2 separate regions of the Homo sapiens genome follow, and region 1 is linked to region 2. A link is a contact called in ENCODE Hi-C or POLR2A ChIA-PET data. All regions are on one chromosome and are shown on one strand. The core of a region is the stretch at or near the end of the contact, and the rest is flanking DNA. Distances in the headings are between cores, read along the strand shown. Region 1 has its middle 36 kb from the start of NEU3. Region 2 holds the start of NEU3 (neuraminidase 3).

Region 1 (4,270 bases), core at 141-2,640, 35 kb after region 2:
AGGGTAAGGAAGTGAGTTATAGCACAATGCAGAGCCGAAAGGCAGAGCAGGAATCATTACCTGCTTTGTACAAAAGAGGAAACCAAAGCTTAGATATTAACCAGGTGACTTGACTAAAGCTATACAGCAAGTTAGTGACAGAACTAGGCCTGGAATGAGCTCTCCTGATCCAGACTCTAGAGTCAGCATTTCACGGTTCTGAACATCTGGAATCCAAAGAGCTGTCCAGGTTTAGGTTAAGAACAGTTCCACACACACAGAAAGACGGTCCTGGGTGGCAGGCAGTGAAAGAAACCTGGGGAGCTGGGGATCTCTATGAGCGTGGCTCACCTCCCCCTCTGTCTCCTGGAGCTGACCCTTGCTCATATCCTGCGGGAACAAGACCCAGGTGGATCAAAACTTTATTGAGGCCCTGCTCAAGACAGGCACAGTAGTGCAGTAGGTTTAATCTTCACTATGGTTCTGCAAGGCTGGCAACATTATTCCCCATTTTAGTTGAGAAAACAGTCTCCAAGAGTGGAAGTGACTTGCTCAAGGTCATACAGATAGTCAGGCCTGGCTCTGAGCCTGAGGACTCCCAGTCCCCGACTCTGCTGCAAGCTCCATGGCATTGCCAACATTGACCACCAGGTGGCAATCTCCCCCAACTCCCTGCAGGCCACAAGCACCCTGGAATTTTAAGCAGTAATGCCTATGGTTGGTGGCAGAACAGCAGTCTCTGCCTGGATTTTCAAAACTGCCCTGAGGCAGTTTTATAACTCTTTTGTCCCAAGGGGAAATTGATGTCCAAGAGGGATGGTGGCTTTACAGAGGAGGAAGTTCTATGTGTGTGTGCGTGTGAGCATGAGATCTGCTTCTGGTTCCAAGGCTGGTGAATTCTGCTGACCTATTGTTAGCTGGGAGTTGGTGGGCATGACTTTCCTGGCACGATGTTCAGTTTCTCCTCTGTGCCTGCTGTTGCCAAGCCTCACTCAGAGATGGGCAGCCGAGTTTTCCTTGGACTCCCATCAGAGGCCCAGGGCCCAACCTCTTGTTTAGGTGGGGTCAGACTTACCTGGTCTGAGGCCATCTGAACAGCCCTGTGGATCCTTCCCCTATTTTAATCTGTGTGCTTCTTTGTATGGAGCCATGGAAACTCCTATGATCTTCCATGCCTGCCTACAGCCAGGAAACACTGGGAGAGAGTCCTGTGCATTCTTCCTGCAGTACTCACCATGTTCCCTTCAGGCTCTGCTGGATGGACCAGACCCTCTCAGCAGGCTTCCCGCCACTGGATACCCCTTTACCTCTGTGCTGCTCAGTGGCAGTCCCAGGGTGGGCCTGTGAGTTCTCGGCACAGCAAACTTTCTGCCCAGATGCCAGGGTGAGGCTCCCTTTCTGGCAGGCACGCCCAGCTTCTATGCAGGGCTTGGGCACATTCTCCATTCCCCATCATGGCAGTGACTCTCAGCACAAACACCGCAGTGTTCACAAGGCCACCCCAACTTCTCCCCCCTTCCCTCCTATGTCCTCTCTTTGTGTGTGTGTGCACGTGTACGCTCCTTCATGTCTCTCTTTACAGAGTGTGGTCTTAGAGCCTCTTGTCCTCAGCTTTGGGCCTTCACTGCAATTCCACAAATCCAGAACTCAAGGAAAGTCCTGCTATACGTCCTGTCAGGTAAAGGTAGTGACAGCTCCCTTGCCAGATTCAGAGGAGAGTTCCTGGGAGTTTCCTGAACGCAGGGCTGTCGTTTGAGCTCTGTGTTCCGAGCACCCAGCACAGGGCCTGCATGGGACAGGCCCCAAGGGGAGGGAGGTGGTTCTCACATGAATGAAGGGCCCTGAACTAGAGCAAGTTAGCCTCTCAGAACACAATGAGTCCCCTTCTTCTGTAGGGCACCACACATCCCTCTGCAGAAACTGAGGGAAAGTGGAGAACAGAGCAAATAGTGATAAAGGCAAGCAGCACGCAGTCATTATGTCAACGTTTCTCAAGTTTCTCTCATGCATGTGCCTCCTCCATGATTTTTGCTAAATCCATGGATTCTTAATAATTTTCTTTAGCATATTTTATGAAAATACCTAATTCATGGTCTCCTAAGGAATAATATTCATGAAATCACTGGTTTGATTTATCTTTCCTAATATACATTAAATTATATACATACCTATTAAAAAATAGCAAAGACCACTGAAGTAGGTCATACCTACCACCAGTGAGATGTATACTGCACTTGGGTTATTTAGTTTTCACAAAACCCTATAAGGTCAATCATGCTTTTTCTGTCTTATAGGTGAAGAAATTGAAGGTCAGAGAATTGACTTGGCTGAGGTCACACAGTCTTCTGATCTTTGGCCTACAGCCTTTATAAAGATGGGAGAGGGGAAGGGAGGAGCAGGTGCTTGGGAGATGATGGGGGAGGGAGGCAGCTGCCACTGAAAAATGAAAGAAGATGGTGAAGATAGGGAGTGGGGGGCAGGACTCCATGTCAGAAAGGCAAATGACCTGAGTCCCAATGTCCTATGCACAGTAATGGCCATGAAAATAGCTGCAGATTTGCCTGCATTTGTATGACCAAGATTTATTGTGCCAGCAACTCCGGTAATTGGATGATGAAAGCACTGCAGCTGGGACTGTTGGCTGGAGATTAATTATTAGAGAGAGGAGGTAGGATGGGGAGTAGCCTGGATGGTGCCCAGCTGTGGAGAGACTGGAACCCACTAGAAGAGCAGGCAGGCAGACCTCAGACATCTAGTGGACCCTCCTCCCCACTCAGCTAAGACCCAGGGAGGGAGGCAACTGGACTGGGCCAAGGCCACAGCCATTCCACAGCAAGGCAGGATGAGAGCTCTTCTCTGAGTGAAGTTGATTTTCCAGAAAAGATGGGCAGCTACAGCAGCAGGAAGGGCCTGCACTTGGAGTCTGAGACCAGAGGGGAAGCCTCAGCTTTGTCTCTTACTTGCTATGTGGCCTTAGGAAGGTGACTTAGCCTCTTCGAACCTCAGTTTTCCCAGCTGTACGATGGAGATGATGGCATTGACTTTACTAGGAAGTCATGAGGCTCCAAGATTATTGGGTCCTGTTTAGATCTAGGACCCACTCAGGGACAACTTTCATTCTCACCCCCTCTGCTCAGGTCTGGCCCTCATCCTTCCTGCCTGGGTCCTGTGAACCCCTTCCCTGCTCTCTCATCAAGCCCTAAAACTTGATCCTTAGCCACTGTGGGGACTTTCTGCGTGAATGTCAAGTCTCCCAAGTAGGAACCTAAAAGGGACTGGGAGATGGGGGGCAGGGGTGGATCCCAAGAAGAAGTCATTTTCCCTCACAGCCTTAGTTTTCTCATCTGCAAAATGGGAATAGGCTTTATTTGGATTTATTCTGTTGCAAAGAACAGCAAACCACTTGAGCCCAACCAAGTGGGTTGGGGAAGGAGCCAACTATGGGGACTGGAACTGGAACCTGCACATTGGAAGGAACACAGGCCACTTGGGGCTAGCTTCTCCTCCATCTCTTTGTCAATGGGTCTCTGTTGCTATCTGCCCATCTTCCAACTACTCATAGGTGGATTCTTTCCCTCTCTCCTCTCTGTCTTAAGCTTCTGTTTCCTCAGAATCTCTGTTCTAGCACAACTTTTTCTTACATGTGACTGCTCATGGCTCCATTTCAACTCCATAGTTCGTTCCTCTGGGCTCCTTTGTAGAAACTAGTAGTTTCTCCCCATCCTGCTCAATTCACGTGCATAACGGAGGGAATCTGATTGGCCCTCTGATTCTTCCTGCCCAAACTTGCCAGAGATTTGTAGACTGGTTTATGGTCTGCAAGGCCCTCATAGATTTGTGGGAGTGACAGGCCCTGGATGGGCAGCAGGGAGGGGTTGAAGTTGGATTACCTCATGTATATAAAGTGCTGCAATAGTGCCTGGCATACTATAGGACTCAGAAAACTTTGAATGAAACTCAGAAATCTTCCTCTCCCACCATAGACCCTTCTCCTGGCCCCTCCCCTTTCCCTCACCTTTGCATAGGCCTCCAGCCTTGGATCCCTCTTATTCCTGCAGATTTTCTTGGCCTCCCTTCCTTCCCTGGCTAGCCTGGTCTTAGGGTAGGGTGATCTTCCTGCCCCGATCTTCTATAGCACCCTGCACTTCAAAAAACTTTGCACTTAAGTCTCCCAACCGCAGCTGTGCTCTCCCCATCAGCAGACACCCTGCCAAGGTCCATGTCACTGGGAAGGGAGTAGGAGAGCTTTATACGTAGCTATCATTCACTGAGCACCTCTAAGTACCTGGCC
Region 2 (4,226 bases), core at 1,466-3,965:
CCCTATTAATGGACATTTAGGTCTTTTATAATTTTTCACTATTAAACATTTGCTGCTATGAGCATTCTTGTATGGACACATCTAATACAGGTAGTGGGATTCCTTGGTGGGAGAGGATATACATTTTTACTTTTCTAGGTATTGCTAAATTTTCCTCTAAAGCGACTGTACCAATTTACATTCCTTCTATTAATGAAGGAAATACAAGATTGGAATAATTGGGATAGTTGTGTTATCTTTGTGAATAGATTTTAAAATACTGATTTAGATTTTTAAATAGTTGTAAGACTTCACATTTTCCATATCTTAGTTTGGTAACTTTTTCTAAAACTGTATTAACTTTATCTAGATTTTCAAACTTAAGGAATAAAGTTTGTTTAATATTTATTTCTCATCTCTGTTGTATCCCTGCATATAGTCTCCTTTTCATTAATATCATTTATAACTTTTAAAAATGAGTCTTGCCAGAGGGTTTGTCCGGTTTATTAGATATGTCAAGACTAATATTTGCTTTTGTCAGTCCCCTCTATTGTACTTTGCTTCTTGTTTCATTTATTCTGTTCTTATTTTCATCATTTCCTTTTCTACCTTTTTGGGATTTATTCTGTTCTTCCTTTTCTACATTCTTAAGTTAGATCCTTAACTCATTACTGTTTTGTTGTTCTTATCTCCTGGTATAGGGTCTTTATTTGAGTTCTCCCAGAGGCAAGTTCTGAGACCAGGACCTGAGGGCAATAGTATATGTGAGAGATGCAGGGAGTGCCATAATGAGGTGGGAAAGTAGGAAGGGAAGAAAAGGTGAGCAATAAGGGTGTAGCTTTTAGTAGCTATTGATAATTGCTGTCTAGATTCATTAAATTCATTTTGTCATTAAAGGACAAAATGATGAAATTCTATCATTCATTTGGCATTGGTCAGTTAATTATTTTATGAAGGAGAACTTTTCCCCATCAACTATTTAGTTACCCAGAAATAGGGTTTGTACAGGAAAGGCAGAATAAAAAGCTGCTTTCCTTAGCAAACTCTGAGGTGACCAAAGTGACATTTTTCTCCATATGTCGATATGAACTTTCTTTGCAGTCCTTGTTCTTTTTGATGTTCTAATTTTTCCATATTTGGCCAGTGGAATCACCTTCAAATTGATTCTTACCTTCTTTTGACATGACCTGAAATAGTCTTTTATGGCTTTCTTGCTTTCTGTTAAGATGTTCTAGGCTAATCTTATAAATTTTCTTCCCTGCACCTAAAATCAGCCATTTTTTTCATGGAACCCTGGTTCCTTTGGGGACAAAATAGTATTTTAAGACCCATTATTGCCAGGCGCGGTGGCTCACGCCTGTAATCCCAGCACTTTGGTAGGCCGAGGCGGGCGGATCACGAGGTCAGGAGATCGAGATCATCCTGGCTAACATGGTGAAACCCCGTCTCTATAAAAAATACAAAAAATTAGCCGGGCGTGGTGGTGGGCGCCTGTAGTCCCAGCTACTCGGGAGGCTGAGGCAGGAGAATGGCGTGAACCCGGGAGGCGGAGCTTGCAGTGAGCCAAGATGACGCCACTGCACTCCAGCCTGGGCGGCAGAGACACACTCCATCTCAAAAAATAAAAATAAAAATAAAAAAGACCCATTATTTGGGCTTATTACGATGAGTTGGTCTCTGGTTCTAGGCCTTTTTTTTTTTCTTTTTTTTTTTTTTTTTTTTAGAAAAATACAGCAGGTTGTATTGAGGTTGGCACCTATGTTCTTTCAAAGAACCCTCATCATTTTGTGAGTTCTTTCCTTGTGGCACCACGATGTTCCAGGCTCATCTTGTATGTTCCCTGCCTCAGCACAGGATTTTTTTTAATGAGAAAAATATCACGAATTCAAATTTACAGAAGCTTTACATTTTTATGTCCTCTAAGTTAGCAGTCTGTCTTTCCTTTTATTGGCGTTTGTAAAATTTCTTCTTTTTAAAATTGTTATATTTTAGAGACAGGGTCTCGCTCTGTCACCCAGGCTGGAGTGCAGTGGTGCAATCACAGCTCACCACAGCCTCCAACTCCTGGGCTCAAGGCATCCTCCCACGTAGGCCTTCCAAAGCGCTGAGATTGTAGGCATAAGCCACCAGGCCCAGCCTATTACCTTTACGTTGTACTTAGTCCCAGATAAAAAATGACCTTAGATCAGTCCTTTCCTCTTTGGCTGGGGAGAGGGGGGCTTAAATTCCGGTACTGTGAAACAGAAGAATGGACTCAGTGCTATGTGACAAATCTATGTATGTAAATGTGTGTATATACACACACATAAATTATATATATGAATATATTTTCATTTTCATATTTTGCAAGGAGAGTAGCCAATGCTCTGGACCTCTGGTCCTTTTTGTAGGGTACCCTCTGAGGCCGGGAACCTTTGCTCAACTCTCAGGCTGTCCAGGGAAGCTTTAGGCGGTGATACCGAGCTACAGACCAATATAAGAGCTCGGGGCTGTGGCACTGAAGAGAGGAGGCGGCCGTTGGGAACTGAGGTGGGCCCAGGGCTTGAGCTGAGTTGGCGAGGGTGGAGGTGGTGCCGGTCCCACGCCGTGGTGGGGACCGAGCTGCGGGCTGGAGGGAGGGGCAGCGCCGAGGGGGCGGGACGGGGAGGGCTCGCGGAGTAGGCCAACGGTTGGCCCCAACCGCCACTGACTACAGCCTGCGCCCGCCTCTTTTCGTTGCCGTTACCTGTTTCCGGCAGTCGACACGCTCTTCGCTTCTCGGGGCTTGTCTCCGTGTCCTCCGTCTCAGTTGTTTCTCCCTCTCTATCCTCCTCTGTCTCAGTCTCCCCAGCCTTGGGGCCGGTGCCTCTTCCGGGCTTCGGCGAATGAGACCTGCGGACCTGCCCCCGCGCCCCATGGAAGAATCCCCGGCGTCCAGCTCTGCCCCGACAGAGACGGAGGAGCCGGGGTCCAGTGCAGGTGAGCGGGGTTGGGAGACAGGAGAGCTCCCCGAGGAGGACTCAACTGTGGGGACAGGTTGAGCAAGACCATCTGCGTTTGGGAAATCCAGCCTTGGATTATTGAGACAGAGCCACCTAGTCGGCTAGGATCTGACCTGGCCAGAGAATTCTTGGCTAGTCCTATTTTTATTCGTTCTCACAGAAGCCGAACTTAAACCTCAGAATTATCACTCCAGAGATGAAAGGGAACTGAGACTGGAAAAGCCCTGCTTACCAAAGGTCTCTGGGCGGCAGAAAGAGCCCTGAGCTTCAGTTTCAACTTAGGAGACCTGGGTCTTGGTCCAGATTTTACTGTGGAGTGGCGTTCAGTAAGCTTTGTCCCCATCCCGGGCCCGAGTTTTCCCATCTATACCATGAGAGGGTTTAGACTACAGATCTTCAAAGGTCTGGCACGTGGTAGGTGCTCCTTAAATATTACTTGTTAGGAGTGAATAAATGAGATAGGAAGGCCTCCTGGGATTCACTGGAGGCTCATTGGGTTAGTTGGAGGCTGTGGAATTACATTATTATAGTCTGAGAAGTAGGCGGTATTATCTCCATTTTATAAGTGAGGAAACTGAAGCTCAGAAGTAAAGTGACTTGCTAGTAAGTGTCAAAGATAAGTCAGACTTCAGAGTCCATGCTAGGCTATACTCTCTCCCAGTAAGAAAGCGGGAAGGACTTGATGGGAAAGTGATTATATCGAGCAGCAAGTAATCATTTGAATTCTCTGCTTAAATGAACCCCAGAGCAGGCCCATATCTGATTATTTTCTATCCCGTTTCCAGCACCTGATTTGTGTGAAACGTTTTGGGTGGCAATGCCAGAATCACCATCTATATTACTTCTGTCATCAACACGATCAGCATAATTACAAAAATTAATGGCTCTAATTGTTATAGTGATAATAAAGCATAAATGAAATTGTGAGGACATCAAAATTTATAATTAAAGACACCTATTAAAACAGCAGTTTAAAATTTATAAAACACTTTTGAGTGGTTCTTCATATTGATCTGCTTAGGTAGGTATTATTATCCATAGTTTACAAGCAAGGAATCCAAGACCTAGAGGTTGAGTAACCATCAAAACGTCATGCAGCAAGAAATGGAGCTGAGACTTGAATCCAGCCCATGTGACAAGTTGTGCTTCTCCTTTGGTGATTATTTCCCTATTTCCTCTCCATTTCCTTTTTTTTTTGAGATGGAGTCTTGCTGTGTCACCCAAGCTGGAGTGCAGTGGTGCAGTCTCGGCTCACTGCAACCTCCG

Evidence for each region. Hi-C counts contacts between places; a loop is a spot of excess contacts on that map. ChIA-PET counts read pairs that join two places held with the same protein, here RNA polymerase II (POLR2A). Pooled maps may share reads with other maps.
Region 1: a loop to region 2 is called in a map with no recorded cell type, with 4 times the contacts of the local background. The contact joins the enhancer-like site here to the promoter of NEU3 in region 2. A Hi-C loop is called at or near these places in 1 of 168 maps with a recorded cell type or tissue (gastrocnemius medialis), 6 of 37 single-sample maps with no recorded cell type and 5 of 50 pooled maps. POLR2A ChIA-PET finds 5 or more read pairs at or near these places in 11 of 52 experiments (AG04450, H1, HepG2 and 7 more).

What each region holds. Positions count from the first base shown.
Region 1 is chr11:75,022,446-75,026,715 of GRCh38, forward strand. No RefSeq gene overlaps it. Among named protein-coding and RNA genes, the nearest start is that of NEU3, 36 kb to the left of the region's middle. Within about 2 kb of position 1,391, at least 6 of the 41 ENCODE cell types and tissues checked have a DNase peak (open chromatin) inside an H3K27ac peak, as active enhancers do.
Region 2 is chr11:74,986,218-74,990,443 of GRCh38, forward strand. It overlaps NEU3 (neuraminidase 3), which reads left to right and starts at 2,716. Exons shown (of 3, transcript NM_006656.6): 1 at 2,716-2,937. The coding sequence starts at 2,844. RefSeq lists enhancers at 2,466-2,515, 2,796-2,985.